Linked DNA regions of Homo sapiens: regions 1, 3, 4 and 5 are each linked to region 2. A link is a loop called in an ENCODE intact Hi-C map of the cell type or tissue named here. Cell type or tissue: dorsolateral prefrontal cortex. All regions are shown on one strand. Links, peaks and the distances in the headings refer to the core of each region. The heading gives the core; the rest is flanking DNA. Region 1 overlaps RANBP3L (RAN binding protein 3 like). Region 2 overlaps SLC1A3-AS1 (SLC1A3 antisense RNA 1). Region 3 has its middle 12 kb from the start of UGT3A2. Region 4 has its middle 99 kb from the start of SLC1A3. Region 5 has its middle 110 kb from the start of RANBP3L.

Region 1 (6,185 bases), core at 677-4,676, 430 kb after region 2:
TACTCATTTTTATTAATAGAAATAAAAAGATTTTTCTAAATTAGTGATACAGAAATTTTTCCAAAACAGCAAAACTCCAAATGAAAACAAAACAAAAAACCCACTTTCTTACTGACTTTAGTTTGCAATCTGCTTTTAGTGTCAACCTTGTCTCAGAAGCAAATGAGATGTTCATCCGTCACTAACCTCCCAACCTTCCCCCATTCTGGGCCAGGTAATAAAGAGTTTCTAGAACCTCAAGCCTGACACTGACTTTTCAAAATCATTCTTATTAATGATGACTTTTCTTTTTTAGCGATCATAAAATGCTGACACTTTAGAAATAAACAGAGGCCTTAGCAAAGTATGCATCGAAGAATACCTTATGAATTCTAACTTCACAAATTCTGAGTATATGTTTTTACCTTTGGTAGAAAGTTTGAACTTCATGTTTTTTTAGGATTTCACATTTATAACAGTATTATTTTATTTAAGGCAGCCCTATAAAAGTAAAAACAATTTGCATTATTTTACTTACTATTGTCCATCTACATAGTTTATAATGTAATAGCATTTAAAACATGCAATTATGCTTTAGATTCATATTTTAAGCTTAGCATAGAAATCCATTAAAATTTCCACTAATTAAAACATTACTCCTCTTTACTTGAAATTTATAATGTTTTGCTTAGTAAAACTGTTTTATCATAATAAAATATTTGAAATGGTTGGCATTTTCTCCACATTAAAATGATCTCTATTCTCATGTTTTTATTTCTACTAAACAATCAATTGCCTTTTCCAAGTTAAGTTTGCCACTAAGAAAGAAAAATTACAAACTACTCACTTCATTTGAATTGATCCCCCTCTACCCAGGAACTACAGAGTTTTTTCTTTCTTTCTTTCTTTTTTTTTTTTTTGAGACGGAGTCTGGCTCTGTCGCCCAGGCTAGAGTGCAATGGCGTGATCTCAGCTTACTGCAACCTCTGCCTCCCGGGTTTAAGTGACTCTCCTGCCTCAGCCTTCCAAGTAGCTGGGACTACAGGCGCACACCACCCATGCCCAGCTAATTTTTGTATTTTTAGTAGAGATGGGGTTTCACCATTTCGGCCAGGATGGTTTTGATCTCTTGACCTCGTGATCCGCCCACCTCGGCCTCCCAAAGTGCTGGGATTACAGTCGTGAGCCACCATGCCTGGCCTGAACAACAGAGTTTTTCAATGAATAAATCTGTATTCTTATTAATAATTGCAGGCATGACTGAGCAACAGTATATCAAGTAACTTTCAGATGCAGAAGAGACACCTTTTAGTGTCTCTAGTCCTTCTAACCTGACTGACAAGCTCAGACATTAAGAGAAACAGAGATCCTGGCTGGGCGTGTTGGCTCATGCCTGTAATATCAGCACTTTGAGAGGCCAAGGCAGGCAGATCTCTGCAGGCCAGGAGTTCGAAACCAGCGTGGCAAACATGGTGAAACCTGGTCTCTGCTAAAAATACAAAAATTAGCCGGGCATGGTGTTGCACGCCTGTAGTTCCAGCTACTTGGGGCGCTGAGGCAAGAGAATCGCTTGAACCCAGGAGGCAGAGGTTGCAGTGAGCCAAGGTCATGCCACTGCACTCCAGCTTGGATGACAGAGAGAGACTCAATCTCAAAGAAAAAAAAAAAAAGTGAGAGAGACATAGAAATAGAGATCCTAATCCCAGAGGCAAAGGTGTTCTGTTTTATTGTATTTATACATAAAACAAAGGAACGACTTTAAGTTATCTATGCACGTGCTTTAATTCATTTTTTACTGGACACTCACACAAAAAGAAAGATTATCATTCTGTTTTATGTTGTGCAGAATGTTAGTGGTGTTCAGCAGGAGAAAAATATGGCTCTTTTTTTGTTGATGTTCAATAATAAAGATCATAAAAAACATTAAATTGAACTCTGAAGTAGAGAAGGGATTCTACCCCAACATTTATAACACCTTAAAGAATACTTTGAAGAAGCAATTATTCTTTTCTCATTTTCATTAAATGCCAAAGGTTGCTGTTTCTGCAATTTGCAATGAAGAGGAGATCCCTTTGAAATGTATAGAAATTCTATACTCGGAGCCACCACCACAGTCTTACCCCACCAACATGTTTGTAGAAAAATAACTTAGCAGATTTGTCATCTTTACTTCTTTCTTCAGGTATACTCATTAAAAAGTCAGGGAGTGTGGGCAGACTTTGCTAACAGTTTTATAATATTCTATAAGAGCTATATATTAATGCCGGAGGGTTCATTACCAATTCAGATTTTGTAGTCTGTAGAATTTCTGACAGTGCACTATTTAAAGATTCAAAAAAAAGACTGCCTTTTCTGCTAGTCACCTAATTTTCACTTAGATATCTGAAAGTAAACAGAACTATGTAGCAGGACGCATCCGGCAATATCTTTTTTTTTTTTTTTTTTTTTTTGAAATGGAGTCTCGCTCCTGTCACACAGGCTGGAGTGCAGTGGTGCGATTTCAGCTCACTGCAACCTCCACCTCCTGGGTTCAAGAGATTCTCCTTCCTCAGCCTCCCGAGTAGCTGGGATTACAGGCACCTGCCACCACGCCCGGCTCATTATTTTTTGTATTTTTAGTAGAGACGGGGTTTCGCCATGTTGGCCAGGCTGGTCTCGAACTCCTGACCTCAGGTGATCCACCCGCCTTGGCCTCCCAAAGTGCTAGGATTACAGGCGCGAGCCACCGCGCCTGGCTGGCAATCCCATTTTTCGCAGAGCCAGTGCTCCAGAGGGCACTACCTACTACTCTGTTAGTGCCAATTGCGACATCTGCTGGTGAGTTCGGAATGGGATTGTTAAGCCCCAAATAGTGTAGAATCTGACACTCTTCTGTATTTAAAAAAATTTAAATATTTTTTCTTACAGTGAGGAAAAACAATGTTTTTATGACATCAGCTCTTGTGCAAAGTAGTGTTGATATAAAGAGTGCTGAACAAGGTATGTAGCTTCTATTTCAAGAACCTCAGAAATTGTATATTTTACCACCTATATTTTCATCTCCCTATATGTGTGCGTGTGTTGGGGGCATGGAGGTAGGTCAGAGTGACAAAACATGAAGAAATAATGCAAGTAAGCCAGGTTTCATGATCAAAATGAATAGTTATTGGGCAAAAGCTAGGCAGGGTGTGAATGTTGGGGAACTCAATGGTTATTTTGACTTGGATTAATTAACGCTAGTCCCTCATTTAAACATGACTTTAGAAAATAAGAATTATATTAATTAAAAATAGGGAGTAAAGGAATATTTCAGTAAACATATATTTATCCTTTAATTCTATTCTTTTAAGGTCCTGTGAAACATTCTAAACATGTTATTAGACCTGCTATTTTGCAGCTACCTCAAGCTCGAAGTTGTGCAAAAGTAAGAAAAACATTTGGACACAAGGCACTGGAATCTTGCAAGACTAAAGAAAAAACAAATAATAAGGTGAGAAAGCCCAGGATAACGGAACTGACCTCAATCCCTCATCTTTCTTTTTGCAGGTTGTTTGGGGCCCCCATATCCAGAAATAGGAGTTGTCTGAGCTTTGTTTTGTTGTTGGGCTAGATAGCATAAAGCCCTTGGTAAACTTTTCAAAGTTGTACTCTGACATTGGAGAGTTGTAGTCTCACAAATCTGTGGTCTCTCTAAAGTTGTAAAGTTGAGTACTGGGTAGTGGAAATCTGGGGGTCTTGTGCCAGAGCAATGACCCTGTGTGAGAATGGGGACAGCAATGAGGGAGCCAGGGGCCAGAGTCAGTAGTCAAAAAAGAGGCAGGGATTTTCTCTACATCGCCAACTGGTCAACATCACAGTGTATCGTTGCCAGTTTAGGTCATACCAGAGGTTCATTTCAGAGCCAAATTCCAGTATAACAGGAGCAGAGAACTCCCTATACAGTGTAGTTGGGAGGGTTTGGGAAGCCTCTAGAGACAGATAAGAATTCTAACTTCCAACTATGTAGTGTCTGAATCACTCTTTGTAGGCCTTTCTAAACAGACAGTAACTTACACAAGCCGTGCAGATATGGGTTTGGGGATATATTCAATTGCTGTAGTGCTACCTGTCTTCCAGCAGAAGCAGACACAGGAGGAATAGGACTCAAGATAGGTAGGTTGGAATTTGAGAGTTATTCCATCTTAGCCATTTGTTTCCAGCTGAACTACTGAGGATTGGTCACATAGTTTCGCTTTGTTTTCCCTTAGTGAACATAAGGACAGAAACACGGAAGTGTAAAAAAATACCAGATTGGTACTAATCTTGCCTCTGCTGCTATCTTTGTTTATCTAAACAAAGCACCCATTCAACATCTTTTTATATCAGCAAAGTAAGGGACTTGAACTTGATCAGCACTTTCCAATATTTTTATATTCCTAAACTCTTTACTTTGTAAGATATTATTTGGAGAGATCCATTATGAATTTAAAAAATCATTTCATCATTTATGCATGCTATATAAGTAATTTTTAAGTAAAACATGTCTTCAATTTTAGATAAGTATATTATTGTTTTCACTTAAATATAATGTAATAATTATCACCATGTTACATAATTCCTTACTTTTATTTAAGAAGTGAAGTGGCCAGGCGTGGTGGCTCACTCTTTTAATCCTAGCACTTCGGGAGGCCGAGATGAGTGGATCTCTTGAGCTAAAACGTTCCAGACAAGCCTAGGCAATATAGTAAAACACTGTCTTTACAAAAAATACAAAAATTAGCTGGGCATGGTGGCATGTGCCTGTAGTCCTAGCTTGAACCCGGGAAGTGGAGGTTGCAGTGAACCGAGATGGTACCAGCCTGGTGACAGAGCCAGACTGTCTCAAAAAAGAAAAGAGAAAAAAGAAGTGATGCATGGTGTTTAACTTGTTTTAAATTATGTAATAGAAAGTATAATATGTTGACTAATTTCTAAAAAGTTATATTGCATTTGATTTTAAAATGGCATGCACTATAAATATAGAGCAAGATTTTAATTACATGTTATGACATCAAAAATACATCAATATTTCTTTCTTGGCAGAATTTTTGTAAATATTGCATTGCATATTTTAAAATAAAATTTATTAATATATTTCTTCCATTTTCTTCTTAAATGATCCAAGCTTAAGAGAAAATTTCAAGCTATTGTTTATATTTATTTTTGAATAAATTATAAGGTCTAGGGAATAAACCTTATTTCCAGTTATTGAAAAGCCCTACTGTATATGCCCATCATTAAAAAGAAAATTTAATGCCCATCATTAAATTTTCCATTTATTGATCTTTGAAGATCCAGAGACACACTGTATATAAGATCCTATGTAAGAATTTTGACCAAATGAATGTAATTTAAAGATTTTGTGAAAACTATCTCTAGGTGGATTTTGTAGAACCATTATCTTTATATTTCTTATTATCTTGTATATCAAAATCAGATAAATTATTTTCATCCTATCATTAATCAATGGTTACTTACTATGTATAGATTAAACAATATATGCCTAAATAACTATTTTAACCAACATAGGAGTGAAAACTACCATTTTGGCTGAGAGATACATTATCTGAATGACTAGGTAATGAGCATGTACTTCGATCTTTGCCAACCATGGCACATGCTCTCTTGATACATATTTGTCAGTTGTCAAACTCTTGTTAAAAAAGAAAAAGTACTCAAAATTATTTTTATTGATTGAAATAAAAATTTAAGTGGAAACATAACCCATCTGGCTTTAAAAGACACAAACGCCCTGAAACATCTTTGCAAATTCCTGGTCGAGGAAGGAATTGTAAATACTAGATCAGATAATGTATAGGGTTCCTTCCAATTCTAAATTTCCTCACTCTTACATTTATATATTAATTCAGGTATTGTGCATACACATATGTACATAAGGCAAAGTAACTGGATAAGTTACTAGTTGAAAATTTCAAGATAAATAGATGAGTGGGGTTTTCTCTCACATTGGGTGACTAGGATGGTGACATTCTTAGGGTGTTTCCCAGGATTAAATAGTCCTGAAAAGAGCTTTACTAATCCAGAAATGAGAATTAACCCAATTTGACTAAAATGGCAAAAATAAACAAAACATGGTGGGATTTCTGAATATTATGATATTCCGGTATTAGACAGATCGCCACTGTATGTGACCTGGGCAAATTATTTAAGTTTTTTGTGTCAGTTTACTCACCTGTAAAATGTGGACA
Region 2 (6,185 bases), core at 1,048-5,047:
GTTTTCTTATCCCAATTTTGCAGCTGAGTCTTACAGAGTTTAGATAGTTTACCTGGGATCACGTGTTAGGCTGTGGACCCTGGCTGCATCCGACTCTAAATCCTTGATCTTTCTCTCCAGCTTGCTGAGTCCAGCTGCATGGAGAAGGTAGGTGGTCCAGGAGAGGAGGGGGACGAGGAATCAATTCTGCTGGAGTCGTCGGGGTTGGTGCCTGGTTCCCAGGTGCATACTTTTAAGTTCAAGATGCTGGGGTGCTGGCCTCTCAGTGACCACCAGATGTCAGTGCTAACAAGAGATTCCTCTACTTGGTTGTTTCCAGAGCTAGGTGCCAGGGCACGCTTATTCATTTGGCAAGCAGCACCAGCAGGTACTGTCTAAGAGAAGCTTAACTTGGTCTTGGTGCCCATCTTCACATTCATCAGTGTGGGGTGATTTTGGAAGGCTAGGTCAGAAGAACATATATTACAGAACCCAGAACTGAATTTGGAAATGTGTGGTGGTAGAACACTTGGCTCTTTAATATGAAAGTCCACAGCATCACTTCCTAAGAAACAGTTTGTATTTGGAAGATAAAAGCTCCTTGAAGGTGATCAGTTCTGGAAACAGCAAGCCAGTCAAACTCTTGAATTCAAGGGGTGGAAAAATTATTGATTGGTGATGGATTATTGATCAGAAAAAGCTTGGAACTGTGGCTTTACACTTATTAATCATGAAATGGAAGTTACTCAAGTTACAAGCCTATACACACATGCGCACAATTATAATAAAAATTTCCTGAAACAATACTTTAATACATGTGATATTTTCTGTTCTATTCTGCTCTATTCTTTCACTAAAAAATACTAATTGGGACCCTCTAAACTGACAACCTACAGTTTGAAAAACACTGGCCTAGGCCGGGTGCAGTGGCTCACGCCTCTAATCCTAGCACTTTGGGAGGCCGAGGCGGGTGGATCACGAGGTCAGGAGATCGAGACCATCCTGGCTAACACGGTGAAACCCCGTCTCTACTAAAAATACAAAAAAATTAGCCGGGCGCGGTGGCGGGCGCCTGTAGTCCCAGCTACTCGGGAGGCTGAGGCAGGAGAATGGCGTGAACCCGGGAGGCAGAGGTTGCAGTGAGCCAAGATAGTGCCACTGCACTCCAGCCTGGGCGACAGAGCAGTACTCCGTCTCAAAGAAAAAAAAAAAAAGAGAAACACTGGCCTAGGAGATATTACCACAGTATGTTTCAGATGAAGTTCTTGGTTTGCAGTGCTTGACCAGACATAATTTCCATGGTTAAAACAGTCTAAGGGGAAAAACACCTGCTTTGGATTTGGAGAGAGACTCAAATTGCGATTTTTACCTGGAGTAAGCTGCTTATTTTCTGAACCTCAACATTTTCATGTGTGAAATGAGGAGAATTCTGTCTATTCACAGGATCACTGTGAGGCACCTGCTACACAACAGCCTTCCTCCCTCCCTCCTTCCCTCCCTCCCTTTTTTCATTCCTTCCTTCCTGTCTCTCACTCTCTTTTTTAGAGACAAGGTCTCGCTTTGTGGCCCAGGTTGGAGTACAATGTCACGATCATAGCTCACTGCGGCTTCAAACTCCTTGGCTCAGGCAGTCCTCCTGCCTTGGCCTCCCGAGTTGCTGGGATTATAGGTGTGAGCCACCGTGCCCAGCCCAGGCTATATATGCCTTTCCCTTCTGTACTTGAAGGTTTTTATACTATATGTGGTAAGAGAACTTTACAATTTCACTAAAGGAGGGCATTTCTAATGTGGAAGGGGGATTAAGTTCTAAAACCAGCAACTGGGAATCTTTAAGAATAGAGTAATCCTGCTTGTGTAGTCCAGCCACATCGATGCTCAAAAGCAGCGTGCTGGATGAACTGCCTCGCAGAGGTGTGGGGAGAGGAAGATACGTCAGTTTACGGTGTTGCTTTCACTGGAATGCCTCTGTCTGACCCTCTGACCCTCTAAGCATGACTTATTTCTGGTAGGGCCCTCTTCTTGGCTTGCAGACAGCTGCCTTCTCACTGTGTCCTCACATGGCCTTTGCTTGGTGTGTGCTTGTGGAAAGAGATCTCTCTCTCTCTCCTTGTACTTGGAAAGCCACCAATCCTATTGGATTTGGACCCCATCTTTGTGACCTCATTTAACCCTAATTACCTCCTATAAGCCTCATCTCCAAATATAGTCACATTGGGGGTTAGGGCTTTGACATATGAATGTTGGTGAAGGGTGGGAGAACACAATTCAGTCCATAGCACCCTATATTACACAGATATTAAAATGTACCTCCCTGGAGGGAGGGGCTTTATCAACATTGCCCATTACAGTAGGCATCCCATAAATACCTGCTAAATAAATGAAAAGAGGAATTGTGTTTTCTCTGTACATTCTAGTGTTAATGCGGGCACATTTATGACCCCATTATAATAACACCGGAAGCAAGCACCTTTTATCAAGCACGAATATATGTCAGTGACTTCACCTTTCTTTCTGATCTAATCCTCAACAATCCTGGAAATTAGGAATGATTTTCATCATGATAGGAATCAGAGGAGGCAAGGAGAGGTTAAGAAACTTGCCCAAGGTCACACAGCTCATAGGCAAAGCCAGGATTAGCATCCTGCTCTGTCACCTCTGAGGTCTGTTTCTTTTTAGAGTCTAGACCAGTGGTTCTCAAACTTGGGTGTGCATCAGAATCCCCTGGTCAGCTTCTTAAGACAGATGGCTGGGCAGGGCAAGGTGGCATGCACCTGTAGTCCCAGCTACTTGGGAGGCTTTAGCAGGACGATCACTTGAGCCCCAGGACTTCCAGGCTGCAGTGCGCTATGATTGTGCCCGCGAATAACTACTGCACTTCAGCCAGGGCAGCACAGCAAGATCCATCTCTAAAAAACTCCCCCAAACCAAAAAACAGATTGCTGGGGTCTACCCTCTGAGTTTATGATTCAGTAGGTCTAGGGTGGTGTCTGAGAATTTGTATTTCTAAGTTCCCAGGGAATGCTGATACTGGTTGTGGGACCACACTTTGAGAATCAGTGCTGTGGCCACAGAGCATGAGTTCCTTTTTCCTTCAGCCATCGGAACTGTTTCCTGGCTCTCCAGCCTTCCTTGAGCCCCTCAGGGAGGAGTTTGCTGTAAGCGCTCCTCTTTGCACGTTGTCTGGTCCGGGCTGCTCTGGGTCATCGGGGCCTAGAGAAAGGTCTTGGCCGCAGGGTGGCAGCAGCGGCCCAGGTACAGAAAGTTTGTCCCCGCGCTCAGGACAGCTAATAAGCGCACCATCAACTGGGTTCCCACCGGGCCAGGGCCGGCTGGCTCTCCGTCCCCGCTTGGCAGGGCAGGGAGGAGGCCAGTGGGAGGGGGTCTGGCAGAAGGGGAGGTCGCTGGCACACGAAGGGGCGGTTTTGTTCTCTGGTAGACTCTGGGAGAGGAAGCTGGGTGGTCTCCTCAGAACATCGGATTGTGCCCTTCACAAAACGGCCACGCAGCGCGGGGCCGCTGGGAGAGCCCGCGGGACAAAAGGCCTCTGCGGAGGCGAGCAGGGGTTGCTGGGCCGCCCCGGGCGCAGAGGCCCGGGCCCCTCCGTGAAGAAGCCTGGCAGTGTCTCATGATGCCGGTTTCCAGGGGTGACGACCTCCGCAAAGCGTCCCCCCCGGGCAATGTAGGTCTGTGGCCTCCTCGGGGAGTTCCTTCCAGCTCACAGCAGGTCCAGATGGCACCGGGAGCCACTCTCCCTTCCTCCAGCGTCACCCCGTGCCTCTTCCTCCCTACTGAGCCAGTGTTGTTCTGAACATCTTAAGAATCTCCCTGAGTGCCAGGAACTGTGCTGAGAATCTTATATCTAGTTATTATCTATTTAATTCTCATTACACCATAATAAAGAAGGTATTATGATACCCATTTACGATAGGGAAGTTGAAGTTTAACCTATCATATGCTAAGGGCAGTTGACCATTTAACTAAGCGTTTTAACTCTAGCATCCCCTCCAATACACAGACACTTGATATGAAAGTTGATTTGGAGACGGTAGGTTTCATGCAATCCCCACATCTACAGATGAGGATGCTGAGGTGCAGGGAATGGACCAGCCAGGGTCTCTGAACTGCTTAAGAATTCAGGTATAACAAGTGTGGATTCAACCCATCCCCGTGTAGAAGTTTGAGTTCAACCACCACTCTGAAGCGGAAGGCCTTTAAGTTTTAGGAAGCGTAAAGCTATTTTTAGTCTAGCCATGTGAGTTTTCTAACATGCCTGCTGACTTTCTCATGTTTGTTTTCCACTTCTTTAGCTAACAGCTCCTCATGGGCTTAAATGAAAGAAGGCCTCACTGAGGCACTGGAGTGCCAAGGGCAGGGGAATTTGGTTATAGCATTCAGAGGTTTGTGTTGCCGACAAAAATCTTTGCGTGCTGAGTTCTCCCCAGGGCAGGCCAGTCATCAGTTCATTGTGCAGGGCTGAGCTGACTTCCAAATGGTCTTTATTTTCCCCTGTGACAGCTATGTCTGGAAGCTCCTGGCTGGCTGCTTCCAGGACTTATGATCCTCTGAAGCTAAGAGTTGGAAAAGAAATAAAAAAGTTGTCATCTGACACCATCTTCTAGGACACTCACTACCATCTTTACATGATTTTGCATATGTCATTATTGGAAAGAGTTTATGATTTGATTTTGTTCCCCTTGTGCGGTGTCAGTTGGGTCCTGTTTTTTCATATCCTTCAGACTTGGCTTAAAAAGGGGTTTTTTTTGGGAATGATTCCCATTCATGGAGGCTGGAGTTCCCTGAAGAGACTGAAAAATGCCTCATTCTCAACTTTACAGAGACTGGAAAATAATCAACTTTGAATAGCACAATATGAAAAAAAATGGGTGCTTTTCTAATAGGTGCTCCCCAAATGAAAAAAATGTGTCCGTCTTTGGAGAACAATATGTGAATGCCAAAATTTTCAGCCCTGTAATGGATTACAGAAAATATTTTATGTTGGGGCAGTGGGGAGGGTAGAAGTAAGGAGTGAGAGAAGGAAAGAAGAAAATAGGAGAGGGAAGAAAACAAAAGCAGATGTCAGTCTTAAATATCTCAACTATGGATAACTGAGGTATTGCTTAATTTATTCAAGACAGTTTTGTGAAATCCTAAAGGTGATTCATCAAGCTTTTTAACTATGGCCACAAGATTTACAAGCACATAATAAGTGATAATGTCACCAGAACAATTAATAGTAGGAGATGTTAGATCTAAATTGCTTTTTAAAGCATGTTTTTGCTTTCAGAGAAAAATTCAAAATGGGGGTGATTATTTTATAATGAAGATCCCCCCACTCCAAGCAACCTCTTTCACCTATAATATCAGCTTCATTGAAGCAAATACAAATTGTTCTGAGTTCCACATTTCAAGTGTCTAGAGGGTTGCCAGATTAACACATAAAATTACAGGATGCCCCATGCAGTATTTTGCATACTTACACCACCACATTGTTATTTAATACTCATACTAAAACATTGTTATTTACCCGAAATTCAAATTTAACTGTGTGTCTTGTATTTTATCTGACAACCCTACTTATATGTGGAATTCAGCATGCTGTGAATGTTTCAAAATTGAAGGTTGAGACAGCAGTTTTGTGGGCACGATGAGACATGACCTGCAGGAAACCGTTACCATGCCACCTTCTGAGTACCTGTCTGTAGCTGCAAAACATGTAAGTGACAGAAGAGGGAGATGAGAATCCGGAAGAGGAGATGGGAGAGAAGGGAGATGAGGCACAAGGGAGACAAAACAGGATACCCAGAAAGGAAGGGGGTCCTCTGGGGAGGCTATTGAAGAAGCAGGGTGAACAGAGGGAAAAGTGACATGGGGGCACTGAGGAATTTTAAACCTGACTTGATGGCTTTCACAGATTGCTCCCTCTCGGCACTGCAGACTTGGAATTCGATGTTACCCAAGTGAGATCTCTAAGAGGAAGTGCCCCAGCTCCCTTTAGAGCTCCCCGCGGAAGCGGCCCAAGGTGAGCTCCGCATTCCCCCTGGTGGCCACTATGAGGCTCGCTCCCCGGACGCCGCCTCGCGGATCTCGTAGATTTCTCATCTCCCGCTTTCCCTCTAGGACGCTGCCCATCACCTCCCTCGCTCTCCCTTCCTTCTTATTGTCAGCGTATTCATTCGGAGCCCTCCCTCGGCGTGACACGTCCCGAC
Region 3 (6,185 bases), core at 760-4,759, 610 kb after region 2:
TGCGAGAGATAGACCTTCCTCAGTAAGTCCCACTAGAGATTCTGGGGTCTCTCAGACCTTTTCTATGGATGCATCTGCTTCACTCCTCTTGTTCCCTCTAAGGGAGGAAGTCTTATGATTATGTTCTGTCTCTCAGTCCTGTAAAACCAGACCTGGTACTGAGAGTTTATCTGTTTTACCCAACAATGCCCCAAAGTTTTCAAGGTTGTGTGCTTCTTTTCACATTCCAATGGAGTTGAACCTGCTGCTAAAATCTGCATCTGCTATTCAGATCCATGTGCCATTTGCAGGAGTACTTAGGCCTTGTGCACAGAGATGCACAGGGCAACATCCTGGATGGACACACAGTATGTTTAAGGCATGCATTAGTTTGTTAATGGGGGAGTCTGCCAGCAAGTTTTCCTTGTGTGGGGTTTATGGGTGGGCCTTTTGCTAGAATCCTCAAGCCACTTAGCAGAATCCATGTCCAGCTATTGAGAATCACACACCAGTTGCTGTGTACTTCTTCCCCTTCTCAATGCTTCTAGCTGTCCCAGACATTTCAATTTTCCTGATCCCCTTAATGTTCTGGGTGGGCAGTGTACCACAGGCTGAGAAAACTTGTAATTCAGTTTTCATTTTCTCCTTTGGGAGAAACTGTGGGCTAAGAAGGACTCCCTGGGCACTGAGCTGTGCCACCTGCTACTTAATTTCTATTCTTGTGTCTTCTTTGGGTGAATTAGAGGTATACTGTTATTACACCGCTTTATTTCCCCTATTGACTTTTTAGTTTGTATGTGTGTGTGTGTGTGTGTGTGCATGTGTGTGGGTGGGTGTGTATGTTCATGTGTATTTGTATGTGTATGCGTACGTGTATCTAGTGGTTCCCTTAGGGATTATAACATGCATTTTAATTTATTGATCTATATTCAAAAATTGTCTATTTCATAACTAGATATAAAGAAATCTTCCTCATCTAATAAAAAGTATTTACAAATTCTAAACTGACGTAGCATTCAATGGTGAAAAAATAACTCTATTTCTTTTCCCTAAAGTCAGGAACATGACAGGCAGGTCCACTCTCGCCATTTCCTTTCAACATTATATGGAAGTCCATGGAATGCAATTAGGCCAAAAAATAAAATAAAAAAGAAAGAATAAAACTCTTGGCAGATTATGCATTTAGGTACATGGAAAATCCAAGGGAATCACAAATGGTTCAGTAAACTCTCAGTACCAGGTCTGGTTTTACAGCTATTACTAAATGAACCCAACCTTGTCATAGGATAAAAGGTCAGTTTACAAATATCAATTGTATTTCTATATACCAGAAATAAACAATTGAAAATTGACATAAAATGTCATAGTACATTTTATAATAATCATAAAACAAAATCTTTTAAATAAATTAAATGATCTGTACACTGAAAACTATAAAACCTTGGAAAAAATTGAAGAGGATGTAATTAACTGGAGATGGATTGGAAGAATTAACATTGTGAAGAAATCAATTTACCCAAATTGATGTCTAGATTCAATTAAATCTTGAGAAAACTATAAAATTACTATATAATTATACTATAAATGTCTTTGTTAAAATTAACAAGTTGTTTGCAATGTGGAATAGGAGAACTTCAGAAAAATTAGAATTCCAGATTTCAAGATTTACTTTAAAGCTACTGTGATTAAGGCAGTATAATATTAGAATAAGGCTATCAAGGTCGATCAATGAAACAGAATAGTAGTATTCAGAAATAACCCCACAAAAAATGATCTTTTGTTTTATGACCAAAACCCCAATACAATGTGGAAATAAAAGTTAAAAAATTTTTCCCAATAAATGTTGCTGAAGCAATTATATACCCACATGGAAAAAATGCCCAGCACTGTACATAGAAAATTTGAAATGAATCATAGACTGAAGTATAATAGATAAATCAATAAAGATTCTGGAAAAAAACAAGCGATGTATTTTTGAACTCAGAATATGCAAGGTATTTTTTATTGGACAGTATGAAAAGCACTAATCTAAACATAAAAAAATAAATACCTTAGAATTATGAATAGGAAATTCCATTAATCAAAAGATACCGTTAGGCGAATAAAGGACCAGTCATATACTGGGAGAAGACAGCACCCAATGTATATTGAACAAAGGACTCTGATCGAGAATATATATAAATTCCTACAAAAAATAAGACAAAACAAAAAAAATCCCACATAATTTGAAAAATGACAAAATACTTGCTTAGGCATTTCATAAACAAGGCTACCCAAATTGCCAATAATATATTTCAAAAGTATGCAACATCATTGGTAATCAGGAAAATGCAAATTAAAACAAGGAGATATTAATAACTAACACTAAAAAGACTTACTGACAATTCCAGATTTGGGAAGGCTGTGGGGCAAGTTGAACTCTCATACATTGCTGGTGGTAGTGGAAACTGGTACAATCCTTAGAAGAACTCTTTAGTAATATCTAAGAAAGCTTAACCTACCCTACCTTGTGATCAAGGAATTCCACTCCTAGATTCATACCAAGATAAATGAATGCACATTTCCAACAAAAGGCATGCATAAGAATGTTCATTGTAGCTTTATTTATGATGGTAAGAGCTGGTAACAATCAGATTCTCATTAACAATAGAATGGGATGAAGGGTGGGGTCCAACTTCCCCTCCCTATATGGAGCAGCCGTGCCCCGGCAACTGAGGACAGACCATGAAGTTTCCTGCTCTGGACTGGGGGAAGAAATTCTGCCCTGACCCCCATACTAGTGGTATCCCTCAGAGAGGTCAATCTGTGGTGTACAGCTACACTGTGGCCGGGAACCAAAGAACAAAGCCTTTGTAAACAGGTCATGAGCCCTGTGACGGGGCATGATATGGAAGCAGATCGTGTTCCTGCCAGCTCAGGACAAGGAGCTGATGCACTTTCTGCTCCACCTTCCCGTGAGACTTCAGCATACTCCAACAGGATCTCTTTCTGCCATCCTCATCAGGGAGGGCACGTACACTAGGCATCAGCCTACCTGGTAGCTCTTACTTTTTATCGCCATCTACTGGGCTCCATCTGAACTCCACCACTAAACAAAAAATACATAGCTACAGCAAACAGCATCTGAGATAGCTTGTGGATAGGTTCCACCGCCTAGAACCCATCCACAACCAAGGAACCCGTACAGAATACTTGTCTCCTGAAAGCACCTAGAAACTAAGCCAAATGATCATACACAATATGCACCACAGTCATACACCCCCAAGGGAAAAAATTAAAAAATGAAAAAGCCTCACCCAAATGATAGCAAATTCAAAAAAAGAAGTTACAGCATCTTTGGATGAGAAGGAATCAGCACAGGAACTCCAGTAGTACAAAAAGCAACAGTGTTTTACACTTCCAAAGGATCACACCAGCTACCTAGTAATGGATCCTAACTAGACGGAAATGTCTGAAATGAAAGGTAACTCAAAATATGAATTGCAAGGAAACACAATGAGATCCAAGAGCAAGTTGAAATCTAATACAAAGAAACCAGAAAAATGATCCAGGATATGTAAGTTGACATAGTTATATTAAGGAAGAACCAAACAGAATTTCTGGAATAGAAAAATTCACTACAGAGATTTCAAAATACAGCTGGAAGACATAACAATAGAAAAAACTAAGCAGAAGTGATGGCAGCGGCAGCTCCAGATGGCCTGCCGCTGCCATCACGCAGGCTGCAGTAGAGGGGTGTGGACGGGGTTGCACGACCAAGGAGCAGGCAGGAGCCGCAGCCCCACGGAGCAGGCAGGAGTCGCACGCCCCATGGAGCAGGCAGATCTAAGCCTCCCTGTGCTCTTGAGGTCCAGGAGCAGGCAGGAACCCTGCCCTCCTGGGTGCCACTGCAGCTGCCCAAACCACAGCTGCAGATCCAGGCTAAAAGGAGTTCTGAGCATGGAACAATACCTGCTACAACAAAAGCACGTGTAAGTAAAGCCCATAGACTCTACATAAAACAACTACATAATAGAAACTACAAAGCAACTAGCTAACAACTAGCAACTGGCTAATAATACCACAATAGAAACAAAACCTCACATATCAATATTAACCTTGAGTGTAAATGGCCTAAATGCGCTCCTTAAATGACATAGAATGGCAATATGGATAAAAAACAGATTTAACCCTCTGCTGCCTTCATGACATCCATCTCACGTGTTCAAAATAAAAGGATAGAGAAAGATCTATCACTGAAATGGAAAATGAAAAGAAGCAGGGGTAGCAATTCTTGTATCAGATAAAACGGACTTTAAACCAACAATAGTAAAAGAGAACAAAGAAGGGCATTATGTAATGATAAATGGTTCCATTCAACAAGATGATTTAACTATCCTAAATATATAGGCATTCAATATTGGAGCACCCAGATTTATAAGACAATTACTTCCAGAAGTAAGAAAGGAGATAAACAGCCATATAATAACATAATAACAGCATTAGACAGATCACAGAGACAGAAAACTAACAAAGAAATTCTGGACTTAAATTTGATACTTGACCAAACAGAACTAATAGACATCTGGTGAATACTCCAGCTAACAACCACAGAATATATGTTATTCTCATCTGTGCACAGAACTTTCTCAAAGATTAACCACATGCTCAGTCATAAAGCAAATCCTAACCAATTTAAAAAAATGAAATTGCACCAAGCATCATCATGCACCGCAGTGGAATAAAATTAGAAATCAATACCAAGAGGAGCTCTGAAAACCACACAATTACATGGAAACTAAACAACTTGTTCCTGAAAGACTTTAGGGTACATAATAAAATTAAGAGAGAAATAAAAAATTATTTGAAATGAATGAAAATAGAGGTATAATATACCAAAATCTCTGGAATACAGCAAAAGCAGTGGTAAGAGGAAAGTTTATAGTGCTAAATGCCTACATCAAGATAGAAAAATCTCAAATTAACAATTTAATGTTGCACCTGAAAGAACAAGAACAAGAACAAACAAAAGAACAAGAACAAACATACAAGAACTAAACTCAAAGCTAGCAGAAGAAAAGAAATAACTAAAATCAGTGCAGAAACAAATGAAATTGAGACCCCCAAAGCCATAAAAAGGATCAATGAAATAAAAAGTTAGTTGTTTGAAAGGATAAACAAGATTGATAGACCACTAGCTAGATGCAGGGAAAAAAGAGAGAAGATACAAATAACTACAATCAGAAAGGGCAAAGGTGACATTACAACTGATTCCACAGAAATATAAAAGATCCTCAGAGACTGCTATGAACATCTGTATGGGCACAAACTAGAAAATTTAGAGTAAATGCATAAATTCCTGGAAATACCCAGCCTCCCAAAGTTGAACCAGGAAGAAATGGAAACCATGAATAGACCAATAATGAGTTTTGGAGTTGTATAAGTAATAAAAATTAACCCACTATAAAAAATTCGGCCAGGTGCAGTGGCTCATGTCTGTAATCCCAAAACTTTGGGAGGCTGAGATGGGTGGAATGTTTGAACCCTGGAATTTGAGACCAGCCTGGGCACCAATGTGAAATCTCATCTCTACAAAAAATACAAAAATTAGCCATGTATGGTGGTGTGTGCCAGTAGTCCCAGCTACTTGGGAGGCTGAGGTGGGAAGATTTCTTGAGCCCAGGGAGTCAAGGCTGCAAGAAGCTGTGATCACTCCACTTCACTGCACCCTGGGTGACAGAGTGAGACCGTTTTTTTGTTGTTTTTGTTTTCGTTAAAAAACAAAACATCCTGCTCCATCCTGGAGCAGATGGATTTATAGCTGAATTCTAACAGACATACAAAGAAGAGCTGGTGCCAATGTTACTGAAATTATTCCAAAAAGTAGAGGAGGAGGGATTCCTCCATAACTCATTCTAAGAAACCAGTGTCATCCTGATACAACATCTTTCAAGGACACAACAAAAAAAGGAAACTATAGGCCAATATCGCTGGTGAACAAAGATGCAAAAATCCTAAACAAAATACCTGCAAAGCGAATCCAGCAGCACATCAAAAAGATAATTCACCATGATCAAGTGGCGTTTATTCCTGAGAAGCAATGATGCCTCAAGATGTGCAAATCAATAAATGAGATTCACCACATAAACAGAGTTAAAAACAAATACCATTTGGTTATTTCAATATATACAAGAAAGCTTTTGATAAATCCAACAACACTTCATGAT
Region 4 (6,185 bases), core at 1,265-5,264, 190 kb after region 2:
TTAACCTTCTATCTCATTGATCTGTCTAATATTGAGAGTGGGATGTTAAAATCTCCCATTATTATTGTGTGGGAGCCTAAGTCTCTTTTGTAGGTCTCTAAAGACTTGCTTTATGAATCTGGGTGCTCCTGTATTAGGTGTATATATATTTAGGATAGTTAGCTCTTCTTGTTGTATTGAACCCTTTACCATTATGTAATGGCCTTCTTTGTCACTTTTGATCTTTGTTAGTTTAAAGTCTGTTTTATCAGACTAGGATTGCAACCCCTGTTTTTTTTTGCTTTCTATTTGCTTGGTAGATCTTCCTCCATCCCTTTATTTTGAGCCTATGTGTGTCTTTGCATGTGAGATGGGTCTCCTGAATACAGCACACTGATGGGTCTTGACTGTTTATCCAATTTGCCAGTCTGTGTCTTTTAATTGGAGCATTTAACCCATTTACATTTAAGGTTAAGATTGTTATGTGTGAATTTGATCCTGTCGTTATGATGTTTGCTAGTTATTTTGCCTGTTAATTGATGCAGTTTCTTCATAGCATTGATGGTCTTTACAATTTGGCATGTTTTTGCAGTGGTTGTTACTGGTTGTTTCTTTCCATGTTTAGTGCTTTCTTGGGGAGCTCTTGTAAGGCAGGCCTGGTGGTGACAAAATCTCTCAGCATTTGCTTGTCTATAAAGGATTTTATTTCTTCTTCAATTATGAAGCTTAGTTTGGCTGGATATGAAATTCTGGGTTGAAAATTCTTTTCTTTAAGAATGTTAAATATTAGCACCTACTCTCTTCTGGCTTGTAGGGTTTCTGCCTAGAGATCTGCTGTTTGTCTGATGGGCTTCCCTTTGTGGGTAACCTGACCTTTCTCTCTGGCTGCCCTTAACACTTTTTCCTTCATTTCAACCTTGGTGAATCTGACAAATATGTGTCTTGGGGTTGCACTTCTTGAGGAGTATCTTCGTGGTGTTCTCTGTATTTCCTGAATTTGAATGCTGGCCTGCCTTGCTAAGTTGGGGAAGTTCTCCTGGATAATATCCTGAAGAGTGTTTTCCAACTTGATTCCATTCTCCCCATCACTTTCAGGTACACCAATCAAATGTAGATTTGGTCTTCTCACATAGTCCCATATTTCTTGGAGGCTTTGTTCATTTGTTTTTACTCTTTTTTTTCTAAATTTCTCTTCTCCCTTTATTTCATTAATTTGATCTTCAATCACTGATACCCTTTCTTCCACTTGACTGAATTGGCTATTGAAGCTTGTGCATAAGTCATGAAGTTCTCGTGCCATGGTTTTCAGCTCCATCAGGTCATTTAAGGTCTTCTTTACACTGTTTATTCTCGTTAGCCATTCGTCTAATCTTTTTTCCAGGTTTTTAGCTTCCTTGCAATAAGTTCGAACATCCTCCTTTAGCTCAGAGAAGTTTGTTATTACTGACCTTCTGAAGCCTACTTCTGCCAACTCATCAAAGTCATTCTCTGTCCAGCTTTGTTCCGTTGCTGGCGAGGAGCTGCAATCCTTTGGAGGAGAAGAGGTGCTCTGATTTTTAGAATGTTCAGCTTTTCTGCTCTGGTTTCTCCCCAACTTTGTGGTTTTCTCTGCCTTTGGTCTTTGATGTTGGTGATCTACAGATGGGGTTTTGGTGTAGATGACCTTTTTGTTTATGTTGATGCTATTCCTTTCTGTTTTGTTAGTTTTCCTTCTAATAGTCAGGTCCCTCAGGTGCAGGTGTGTTGGAGTTTGCTGGAGGTTCACTCCAGACCCTGTTTGCCTGGGTATCACCAGCGGAAGCTGCAGAACGGCAAATATTGCTGCCTGATCCTTCCTCTGGAAGCTTCATCCCAGAGGGGCAGCCACCTATATGAAGTGTCTGTCAGCTGCTACTGGGAGGTATCTCCCAGTTAGGCCACATGGGGGTCAGGACCCACTTGAGGAGGCAGTCTGTCCGTTGTCAGAGCTCAAATGCCGTGCTGGGAGAACCACTGCTCTCTTCAGAGCTGTCAGACAGGGATGTTAAAGTTAGCAGAAGTTGTCTGCTGCCTTTTGTTCAGCTATGCTCTGCCCACAGAGGTGGAGTCTAGAGGCAGTGGGCCTTGTTGAACTGCAGTGGGCTCCACCCATTTCGAGTTTCCTGGCTGCTTTGTTTACCTACTCAAGTCTCTGCAATGGCGGATGCCCCTTCCCCAGCCAGGCTGCTGCCTTGCAGTTTGATCTCAGACTGCTGTGCTAGCAGTGAGCAAGGCTCTGTGGGTGTGGGACCCATGGAGCCAGGCACGGGAGAGAACCTCCTTGTCTGCCAGTTGCTAAGACCTTGGGAAAAGTGCAGTATTTTGGCAGGAGTGTCCTGTTTTTCCAGGTCCTGTTTTCTTGGCTTTTCCTAGCCAAGGGAAATCTGTCACGGCTTCCCTTGGCTTGGAAAGGGAAATCCCCCGACCCCTTGCACTTCCTGGGTGAGGCTATGCCCCACCCTGCTTCAGCTTGCCCTCTGTGGGCTGCACCCACTGTCCAACCAGTTCCAATGAGATGAACCAGGTACCTCAGTTGGAAATGCAGAAATCACCCGTCTTCTGCATTGATCATGCTGGGAACTGCAGACCGGAGCTGTTCCTTTTTGGCCATCTTGGAACATCCCCAATTATGCTCCGTTTTAACATTTTTAATTGTGTATACTTTTTTCTGTGCCAGGTGTTAATTTAGTTACCTTTTAAGAAAAACTTAGATTTTCTTGACATCTGTTGTTTATTTTCTAACTCATTGAATCCTTACTTACCTTTGTCATTTCTTTCATTCTGCTTTCCTTGGGTTACCCTGTTCATTTTTTTTTAACTCCTGGAGTTGAATATTCAATCATAAATTTTGAGCTTTTATTATTTCTTTGAATGTCATAACTCCTGGTCAAAACACAAATTTTGGTCTAACGCAGTCGGTGATGAGCTCCCACGGTCTGCCCAGCCCTTGTTCTTAATCAGGAGGTGAATTAAAGTCTTCATCTTCTACGTATGTGGAAGAGGACTAGGCAGAGGAGAAATGGCAGGCAGTGGAGGCAGAGAGTGGGTCCCCAGCCAGTTCCTGGACTCAGAAACCACCCATCAATATTCAAGCCAGAGTAGATGATCACCACCAGGTGGCGCCCAACCTCAACAGGGGCTGGGATGAGTTTTGAATTTGAACCAGAAACTAGACCTCCAAGAACTCTGTCCATGTGCTTTTATTTTTCCTCTTCATCTTCCTTTTTTCTTTTATTATTTTGTTTGTTTTCATTACAACACTCCTTCATCTCCTTCTATTGGCTTGAACGTATTCCTTCTATTTCAAATATTTTATTAGTTACAGTAAAAATTCTATCATGCATACTTTACTGGTCAATATTTCTTTGTTTCCCCTCCCCAATATACAAAGATTTAAAACTGCCCCTTCAATCTTCCATGTTATGTTTCCTTAGTATTTTAGTTTTGCTTGCTTTTGGCTCTTCTGGATTAGATGATCTTGCTGTTTTAAATCAATGCTTTTGATTAACCTGTCTGCTCATTATTTCTTCTTGCTTCACACCCTGTTTTGAGTTCAATTATATTTTTTCTGAAGTACATCAGATTAGTAGTTTTTTCAGCAATAGATGTCAATGGTAAACTTTTTTTAGCTTTAGTTTTTGAAAATATTTTTAGTTTAGTTGGGTATAAGAGAAACTCTTCTATTGTTGCTAATAATAATTCTCTGGTCAGCCTAATTGTCATTTCTTTTTAGGTGTCATATCTTTTTTCAGGTGCTTTTTTATTTTTAATTTTTGTAGATACATAGTAAGTGCATATATTTATGGGATACATGACATGTTTTGATACAGGCATGCAACGTGAAATAAGCACATCAGGAAGAATGGGGTATCCATCCCCTCAAGCTTTTATCCATTGAATTGCAAGCTATCCAATTACTAAGTTATTTTAAAATGTCCAATTACATTATTGCTGACTATAGTCACCCAGTTGTGCTATGAAATAGTAGGTCTTATTTATTCTTTCTAATTTATTTTGTACACATTAACCATCCCCACCTCCCCGACAGCCCCCAATACCCTTCTTAGCTTCTGGTAACCATCCTTCTATTCTCTATGTCCATGAGTTCAGTTGCTTTGATTTTTAGATCACACAAATAAGTGAGAACATGTGATGTTTGTCTTTCTGTGCCTGTCTTATTTCAGGTGCTTTTAAGAGTTTATTTCTTGTTTAAAAATTTGGCTCCAACGTATGTAGTTTTGTGAGCTTTTTGTTGGTTTTGTTTTGTTTTGTTTTATCCTACTTGGAATTCAGGGGCTTTCTTCAATTCTGAAAAATTCCCAGCCATTATTTCTTTGAGTTGTTTCTAACCCCCTTCCCTCCATTCTCTTCTAGAATTTATAGTTCAATCAGGTTGGAATTTGTCAGTCGACCCTCCATGGCTCTCAAACTCTCTTTAAGATTTTCTATGTTATTATCTTTCTGTGTTTCATACTGGATGATTTTCTCAAATCAATCTACCAGCTCACTAGTTCTTTTTAAGTGCATTTAATCTGCTATTTAATTTGAGTTTAAAATTTGAATGATTACATTTTTCTGTTAAAAAAGTTCAATTTGATTATCTTTAAGTCCTTTGCTTGCTTTTTAAGAATCCTATCATTTTGATGTGTTTATTATGTCTTCTTGAAACATACTTATTTTCAGCATCTTTGAGATTATTTCATTATTTCTAGCTTTCAGCCTCATTATTTTTCCATGTGTTGTATCAGCTGATGCTCCTTGCTGATACTTTTTAATCATATGGTTAGTAATTATTTACTATAAGCTTTTTCTCCTTCTAGTGAGAGTCCTGTATACTCTGGGTTACAGATAACTCCTTACGGAGCAGTTTGATATCACTTCTCTCTAGATTCCTGTGGCTCCACTGGTTATGGGCCAGTAATGATGTTAATATCTTGCTTGAGATTCTTATAACATGTAGATAGCTTAAATTCATACTCCATACCCAGGTTAGGTTTGGGGCTTTTCACAGGATGTATATATTTTTTCCCACCCACAGTCCAGAAAAGATAGCTTGCTTCCTGTCATCCCCAGGCAGTAAACAAAGTTCTAGTTACCCTCTCAAGTCCTGGAAGTATTTTTGAGAGTCCCAGTTTTAAACAGAGGTATAAGTTCCAGCCCGAGCAGCCTCCAGGCCAAATTTACTGTAGGGCCCGTATCCAGGCCTGATTCTTTCCTGGTCCTTCTTGTGTTAGTTGAAGCTTATGTCTCTGAGTTTAAATTTTCTTTTTGTGTCTGGCACCTGGGAATTATCTTGGGTTTCTTTCAAGCTAGGTATTTTAGCTTTTTAAAATATTTATCCAGTATTTACATGTGTTTGAGTGGGAGGAAGTCTTTGTTGAGTCAGGCTGCCATGCCTGCAGCTTTGGAGGCCTTTTGCATGCAGAAATTGGTCATGCATCTCTCTCTTAAATGAGTCTGGCCATGTTCCCTTTACCCCCACTGACCTCATACCTCAAGGAAATTTGACAAGCCAGAAGCATAAATTGCATACCTGAGCTGAGCTTCCCCTTCTATTTTATTTACATCATTTCTCAAAAATAATCACAGAAGGATGGAGCTGGGTGAGGCCTTATAATCCTCTAGTCTGATACCCTCTTTAATCAGCTGAGGGACCAGGGACTAGCTGGGCCCCTGGATTTTGGATTCTCCATCTGAAACACTTTCAAATTCATTATCTTGAGTAGAGTATAGGAAAAGGAACACTGGATTTTTAATCAGAAAACCAAGAATTGCATCCCAAGTTTGCCTTTTACCTGCTGTTTGATCTTGGGCAACCCTTTTGAGATCTAGTGAGTTATCTGTTAAATGGAGGCAGGCTGCATGGAATTTTTGATTCAGGAGATGTGACAGTTTCTGATATGCAATAGGCATTAATATTTTCTTTCTTATGATTAAGATCTCTCATACCCACTCTTGGAAACATCTTTGAAGCTGTTCATTCTCACAGAATCTGCCTGGAAAGAACTCACAAAGTACCTGGAGACTTACTAAATCAGAAGGTGTAAAGTTGGGAAACAGAAGGTTATTTTCCATTTCCCTTCTTTCCAACCAAATACTGAAACTTTGTTCCCAAAGAGTAAGGTATGTCTGCTTTAAAGAGTTACACAAAGGCCATAAAATTGCAAGTGGAGCCATTGCAAACTCAC
Region 5 (6,185 bases), core at 716-4,715, 280 kb after region 2:
TCCATTGGTTTCTATGACATAATTAGGGCAGCATCTGCAGGGGCACGGATCCGCAAGGTTAAGGAACCCCTCACTCATCTGTCTCTATCTTAGCCAGGGAGCATGCATACTTCTTGAGAGGGGGAGATCGCTCCTTCCAATAGATATTGTTTCACTTACCACCTACAGTTTTTTAAAGCATTAAACAAAATATTACAAATAAGGAAGCTAGGACATAGTACGCTTCAAGTAAATATTAATTCCTTTTCTTCTAGGTTGGAAAGTTCTTCCCTAAACTGATCTGAATTCAACCTCTGTCTTGCACTCAGATTTTTTCTCACTTCACCTTCTGAGTCAGCATGAGGCAAGCACACTTCTCTACATGACAACTCTTGACGTGTTTGAGATAGCTGCCTTCAGTCTCTCCACCATCTCCAGCCATATTTCATGCTCCTCGCTGTCACTATCTCAAGCACAGCCTGTTCTGAAAAGCCCAGCTAAAATAGACCCTCCTTTGCAGTTATTCTATCAATTACCTTGTTTGTTTTCTTCAAGCACTTTCCACCATCTGAAATTTTCTTGTTCATGTATTTGCTTATTTCTTTATTGTTGATGATAATAGGCTCTTTGAAGGCAGAGATCTTGTGTGTTTTATTCACTACTGGCTTTTGTGCCTTAAACTGTGACTGGAAAGCACTCAACAAATATTGGTTAGTTATTCGTTGAATGAGTAAATAAACAAGTCTGAAACCAAAGTCTTTCAGCCATTCCTTATAAAATTGGACTGTATTCTATTTCCTTGGCTCAGGTAACCAGGTAGCTCCATCCTGTAGATGGTAATGAAGGGTAAATGAGCAAAATCAGAGCAAGGAGCATCTGCTCTCCACTTCTCATTCTTCTTCCTTTGGATGCAGTGTGATACTGAGAATAGCAAAAGCTGTCAGAAATTCAGATCTGATATCTGCTGGTATTTTACTGTGTGACTTTGGAAAAGTCTCTCAACCTTTCTGAGCTTCAGGTTTTGCATATAGTGTGATGGTTAATATTGAGTGTCAACTTGATTAGGATTGAAGGATGCAAAGTATTGTTTCTGGGTGTGTCTGTGAGGGTGTTGCCAAAGGAGATTAACATTTGAGTCAGTGGGCTGGGAGAGGTAGACCCAGCCTTAATCTAATCAGCTGCCAGCACAGCTAGAGTAAAGCAGGCAGGAGAAGATGGAAGAGCAGACTTGCTGAGTCTTCCAGCCTTCGTCTTTCTCCTGTGCTGGATGCTTCCTGCTGTCAAACATCAGACTCCAAGTTCTCCAGCTTTTGGACTCTTGGACTTATTCCAGTGGTTTGCTAGGGGCTCTCGGGCCTTCTGCCACAGACTGAAGGCTGGACTGTCGGCTTCCCTACTTTTGAGGTTTTGGGACTCAGACGGATCCACTACTGGCTTCCTTGCTCCTCGACTTGCAGACGGCCTATGGTGGGACTTTACCATGTGATCGTGTGCGTCAATTCTCCTGAATAAACTCCCTTTCAGATATCCACATATCTTATTAGTTCTGTCCTTCTAGAGAGCCCTGACTAACACATATAGAAAACCTAGAAGTCAGACAACTTGGTCTGGAAGGTGCCCTGGGGCTCAGAAGTTCTGTCAATGGAAATAAAAATGCCACACAGGAGCCCCAGTGTGGCTCAAGTGCACTTATGATCTGGTCATTCTCCAGTAGCAAAGGATCAGTGGCTCCCAAACCCAGATGTATGTTTGAATCACCTAGGAAGTCTGTTTTATTAAATCAGCTTTATCAAGGTACAATTTATGTGCAATTAAATGTACATAGTTTAAGTGTACAGTTACATGAGTTTTGACAAATGTATACACCCATGTAGCTGCCACTCCAATAAAAATGTAGAATATTACTATCACACTGGAAAGTTCTCTTATGCCCCATTACAGTCAATCCACCTAACCTCCTGCCCTATACAACCACTGACCTGATTTCTATAACTATTGGTGAGTTGTATTCATTCTATAACTTTATATATATATATAATATATATACTCACATACTTTATATGTTATGTATATGTGTGTGTATATATAGATATGCGCACGCGCGCGCGCACACACACACACACACACACACACACAGTGTGTACCCTTTTGTGTCTGGTTTCTTTTGCTCAGAATCTTGTTTCTGAGATTTGTTCATGTTGCTGCTTATATCAGGAGTTTGTTCTATTTATATATCTGAGTAATCGTCCATCCTAGGAAGCTTCTTAAATGTAGATTCCTGTGCCCCGATGACACTCTTGACATTAGGATATCTGAAGTCCAGAAATCTGTGAGTTTAACATGCTCCAGAGCAAATTGTTATGCAGAATTTGGGCTTAGGTGCCTTTTAATTAGGGGATTTTTCTCTCAAGTTCAAATAGCTCCCACAATGCAGGTGTTTATGGCTAACAGCAACTTGGTCACAGGTTCTGCGCAGGCCTGAGAACTCTCATTTTTGTTGAGCCATCTTAGCTAGATTTAGTGGCCTGTCTTAGCTCATGAACTTCCTTGTGCCTGTAACACATCCCAGAGTGTAGGCTCTGCAAACACTCTTTCAGCTTCAAGGTATCTGTAAATTGAGTTATAGGTCCCAGTGTTCGCAGGTAAGTCTATAACCTTAATTTATAAAATCTCACCCCTGTCATGGAAAAGCAAAGGTGTTCTGAGTAGCTGTCCATTTCAGCTCAGCTGCTGGAATTACTCATGACAGTTTTATGAGATGTTTTACTGTCCGGGAAAGGTTTTTTTTTTTTTTTTTCCCTTAACAAATGAGGGAAGCATTCTTTGACCATGGTACACAAACGCCACCTTCAGGAAGGAAATATAATATTCTTATTAGACCACAAGGAACATAGTTCATTTTCTTATATGAAAACTTTCAAAAAATTCTTGAGTTTAACATGCAATTTTAAAAAATTTTATTCCAGATTTTTAAAATAGGCTTTCAGTTTTAGGTTCAGAGCAAAATTGAGTGGAAGGTATACAGATTTCCATATCCTCCCTGCCCCTTCATACATAAAACCTCCTCCATTGTCACCACCCCTCATCAGAGTGGCATATTTGTTACAATCAATGAACCCACATCATTATCTCTTAGAGACCATAGTTTCATTAGTGTTAACTCTTAACGTACATTCTGTGGATTCTATAAATATCTAATGACATGTATAATATCATACTGACAGGTGCACTGCCTGATATGGTTTGGCTCTGTCCCCACCCAAATCTCATCTTGAATTCCCACGTGTTGTGGGAGGGACCTGGTGGCAGGTAATTGAATCATGGGGGCAGGTCTTTCCTGTGCTGTTCTTGTGATAGTTAATAAGTCTTATGAGGTCCAATGATTATACAAGGGGGAGATTTCCTGCACGAGCTCTTTGCCTGCTGCCATCCATGTGACATGTGACTTGCTCCTCCTTGCCTTCCGCCATGATTGTGAGGCTTCCCCAGCCACATGGAACTGTAAGTCCAATTCAACCTCTTTTTTTTTGTAAGTTGCCCCATCTCAAGTATGTCTTTATCAGCAGCATGAAAACAGACTAATGCAGTGCACTAAAAATTCTCTGTGCTCTGCCTATTCACCCCTCTGTCCTCCCTAACCCCTGCTAACCACTGATCCTTTTACTATGTCTATAGTTTTGCCTTTTTCAGAGTGTCTTGTATTTAATAGTTGGAATCATACATTATGTAACCTTTTAAGATTGGCTTCTATCAATTAATATGCATTTATGCTTCCCTTTTGCCTTTTCATCGCTTGATAGCTTACTTTTTTAGTACTTCATAATATTCCATTATCTGAATGGACAATAATTTATGTATTCATTCACTTACCAGAGGATATCTTGGTTGCTTCTAAGTTTTGGCAATTATTAATAAGGCTGCTATAAACACTCATATACAGGTTTTTGGAAAAACACATTAAGTTTTCAACTTCTTTGGGTTAATACTAAGGATCATGATTACTGAATTGTATAGTGACAATATGTTTAGCTTTGTGAGAAACTATCAAACTGCCTTCCAAAGTGGTTGTACCATTTTGCATTCTCATTAGCAATGAATGAAAGATCCTCTTGCTTGACATCCTTGTCGACATTTGGTGGTTGTCAGTGGTTTGCATTTTGGCTATTCTAATAAGTGTGATATCACTGTTGTTTTAATTTGCAATTCCCTAATGACATACTATGTAAAGCATCTTTTCATATGCTTATTTGTCATCTGTATATCTTCTTTGTTGAGGCAACTGTCAGGTCTGTTGCCCATTTTTAAATTTGGTTGTCATGTTTTTTATTGTTGAGTTTTAAGGATTCTGTGTATATTTTGGATATCAGTCCTTCATCAGCATGTCTTTTGTATTTTCTCCAAAATTATTGCTCGCTTTCTCATTCCCTTGAGAGTGTCTTTTGAAGAGCAGAAGTCTTTAATTTTAATAAAGTCTAGTTTATCAATTATTTCTTTCATGGACTGTGCCTTTTGAAGTATCTAAAAAGTCATCACCATACCTGAGGTAATCAAGATTTTCTCCCATGTTATCTTCTAGGAGTTTTGTAGTTTTGGATTTTGCATTTAAGTCTGTGATTCATTTTGAATTTATTTTTGTGAAGGGCGGAAAATCTATGTCTAGATTCTTTTTATTCCTTGTGAATGTTCAGTTGTTTGACTCTATGTTGAAAATACTCTTTGTTCCATTGTGTTGTCTTTCTGGGGTCTCTCTTCTGTTCCATTGATCTGTCTATCCTTTCCTCAATACCCCAGTGTCTTAATCACTGTAGCTTTATAGTAAGTCTTGAAATCTGGTAGTGTCAGTCCTCTGTCTTTTTTTTTCCTCCAATTTTTTCTTTTTTTTGCTTCTTCTGGGTCTTTCACTTCTGCATGTAAACTTTAGAATCAGTTGGTTGATATCCACAAAAGAAATTGCTGGGACTTTGGGACTGCTATAGCAAGTAAGGAAGATCTGGCATGTTGGCAATTTTGAGTTTTCATATTCCACTCAATGTAATTTTTATTTCCTTTTCTAGTGTTATTGCACTAGCTAGGACTTTCAGTATGATGTTGAAAAGGAGTGATGAGAGGGGACATACTTGCCTTGTTCCTGATCTTAACGGAAGAGCTTCTAGTGTCTTACCATTAATTATGATGTTAGATGTAGGCTCTTTGTAGATGTTCATTCAGTTAAAATTGCTCTACGTGTCTTAAATATTTGGAAATATTACTCAAAAGTAGAAGCAACGAGCACTCCAGGCCACACTGAATTATGTAAAGAGATTTATCAAGCATCCCTTTTATAATTCAAATGGTTTGTTGTGCTTTAAATCAATTAAATAACAATTGCTCATAAGTAATTTCACACTCAAATCCAGAAAACACACTTCCTACCTGTCTGGTCATTTCATTTATTTTCTTTATTTCTTTTTTTTTTTTAGTACTGTATTATTTTTTCGTTAAATTTTAAAAAATTTTTATGGGTACATAATAGGTGTATAGATTTATAAGTTACATGAGGTATTTTGATACGGGTATGCAATGCATAATAATCCCATCAGGTTAAATAGGGTATCCATCACTTCAAACATTTATCCTTTGTGTTTCAAACAATCCAATTATATTATTTAATTATTTAAAAATGTATAAGTATGAAAAAATGCTCATCATCACTGGTCATCAGGGAAATGCAACTCAAAACCACAATGAGATACCATCTCACGCCAGTTAGAATGGTGATCATTAACAAGTCAGGAAACAACAGATGCTGGAGAGGATGTTGAGAAATAGGAACACTTTTACACTGTTGGTGGGAGTGTAAATTAGTTCAACCATTGTGGAAGACAGTGTGGTGATTCCTCAAGGATCTAGAACTAAAAATACCATTTGACCCAGAGATCCAATTACTGGGTATATACCCAAAAGATTATAAATCATGCTACTATAAAGACACATACACACATATGTTTATTGTGGTACTATTCACCATAGCAAAGACTTGGAACCAACCCAAATGTCCATCAATGATAGACTGGATTAAGAAAATGTGGCACATATACACCATGGAAGACTATGCAGCCATAAAAAAGGTTGAGTTCATGTCCTTTGCAGGGACATGGATGAAGCTGGAAACCATCATTCTCAGCAAACTATCATGAGGACAGAAAACCAAACACCACATGTTCTCA

Evidence for each region. Hi-C counts contacts between places; a loop is a spot of excess contacts. Peaks named below come from ENCODE experiments on the same cell type or tissue, not always from the same donor. Only the 100,000 strongest peaks of a DNase experiment are listed, where the experiment ranks them.
Region 1: it touches region 2 in a loop (9-fold over the local background); 44 of 110 quality-filtered maps call a loop at or near these places.
Region 3: a loop joins it to region 2, with 4 times the contacts of the local background. A loop is called at or near these places in 19 of 110 quality-filtered maps.
Region 4: it touches region 2 in a loop (5-fold over the local background); 55 of 110 quality-filtered maps call a loop at or near these places.
Region 5: it touches region 2 in a loop (10-fold over the local background); 95 of 110 quality-filtered maps call a loop at or near these places.

The regions. Positions count from the first base shown.
Region 1 is chr5:36,262,222-36,268,406 of GRCh38, reverse strand. RANBP3L (RAN binding protein 3 like) reads left to right here. Exons shown (of 14, transcript NM_145000.5): 5 at 2,887-2,958; 6 at 3,309-3,448. The region is part of intron 1 of LOC124900962 (a long non-coding RNA gene); the gene reads right to left. Among named protein-coding and RNA genes, the nearest start is that of NADK2, 23 kb to the right of the region's middle. In dorsolateral prefrontal cortex, for the core only: a CTCF peak has its summit at 2,793; a DNase peak (open chromatin) is centred at 2,766; H3K27ac peaks cover 744 bases.
Region 2 is chr5:36,690,353-36,696,537 of GRCh38, reverse strand. The region is part of intron 1 of SLC1A3-AS1 (SLC1A3 antisense RNA 1); the gene reads left to right. Among named protein-coding and RNA genes, the nearest start is that of SLC1A3-AS1, 32 kb to the left of the region's middle. RefSeq lists a silencer at 117-411. In dorsolateral prefrontal cortex, for the core only: a CTCF peak has its summit at 3,213 (motif pointing right); DNase peaks (open chromatin) are centred at 3,227 and 3,637; H3K4me3 peaks cover 1,000 bases; H3K27ac peaks cover 2,309 bases.
Region 3 is chr5:36,076,210-36,082,394 of GRCh38, reverse strand. No RefSeq gene overlaps it. Among named protein-coding and RNA genes, the nearest start is that of UGT3A2, 12 kb to the right of the region's middle. RefSeq lists an enhancer at 2,931-2,980. In dorsolateral prefrontal cortex, for the core only: CTCF peaks have their summits at 2,843 and 3,047 (motif pointing left); no DNase peak of the experiment used is centred there; H3K4me3 peaks cover 409 bases; H3K27me3 peaks cover 459 bases.
Region 4 is chr5:36,504,454-36,510,638 of GRCh38, reverse strand. No RefSeq gene overlaps it. Among named protein-coding and RNA genes, the nearest start is that of SLC1A3, 99 kb to the left of the region's middle. In dorsolateral prefrontal cortex, for the core only: CTCF peaks have their summits at 2,908 and 3,110 (motif pointing right); a DNase peak (open chromatin) is centred at 3,098.
Region 5 is chr5:36,411,607-36,417,791 of GRCh38, reverse strand. No RefSeq gene overlaps it. Among named protein-coding and RNA genes, the nearest start is that of RANBP3L, 110 kb to the right of the region's middle. RefSeq lists an enhancer at 1-262. In dorsolateral prefrontal cortex, for the core only: CTCF peaks have their summits at 2,619 and 2,820; no DNase peak of the experiment used is centred there; H3K27ac peaks cover 584 bases.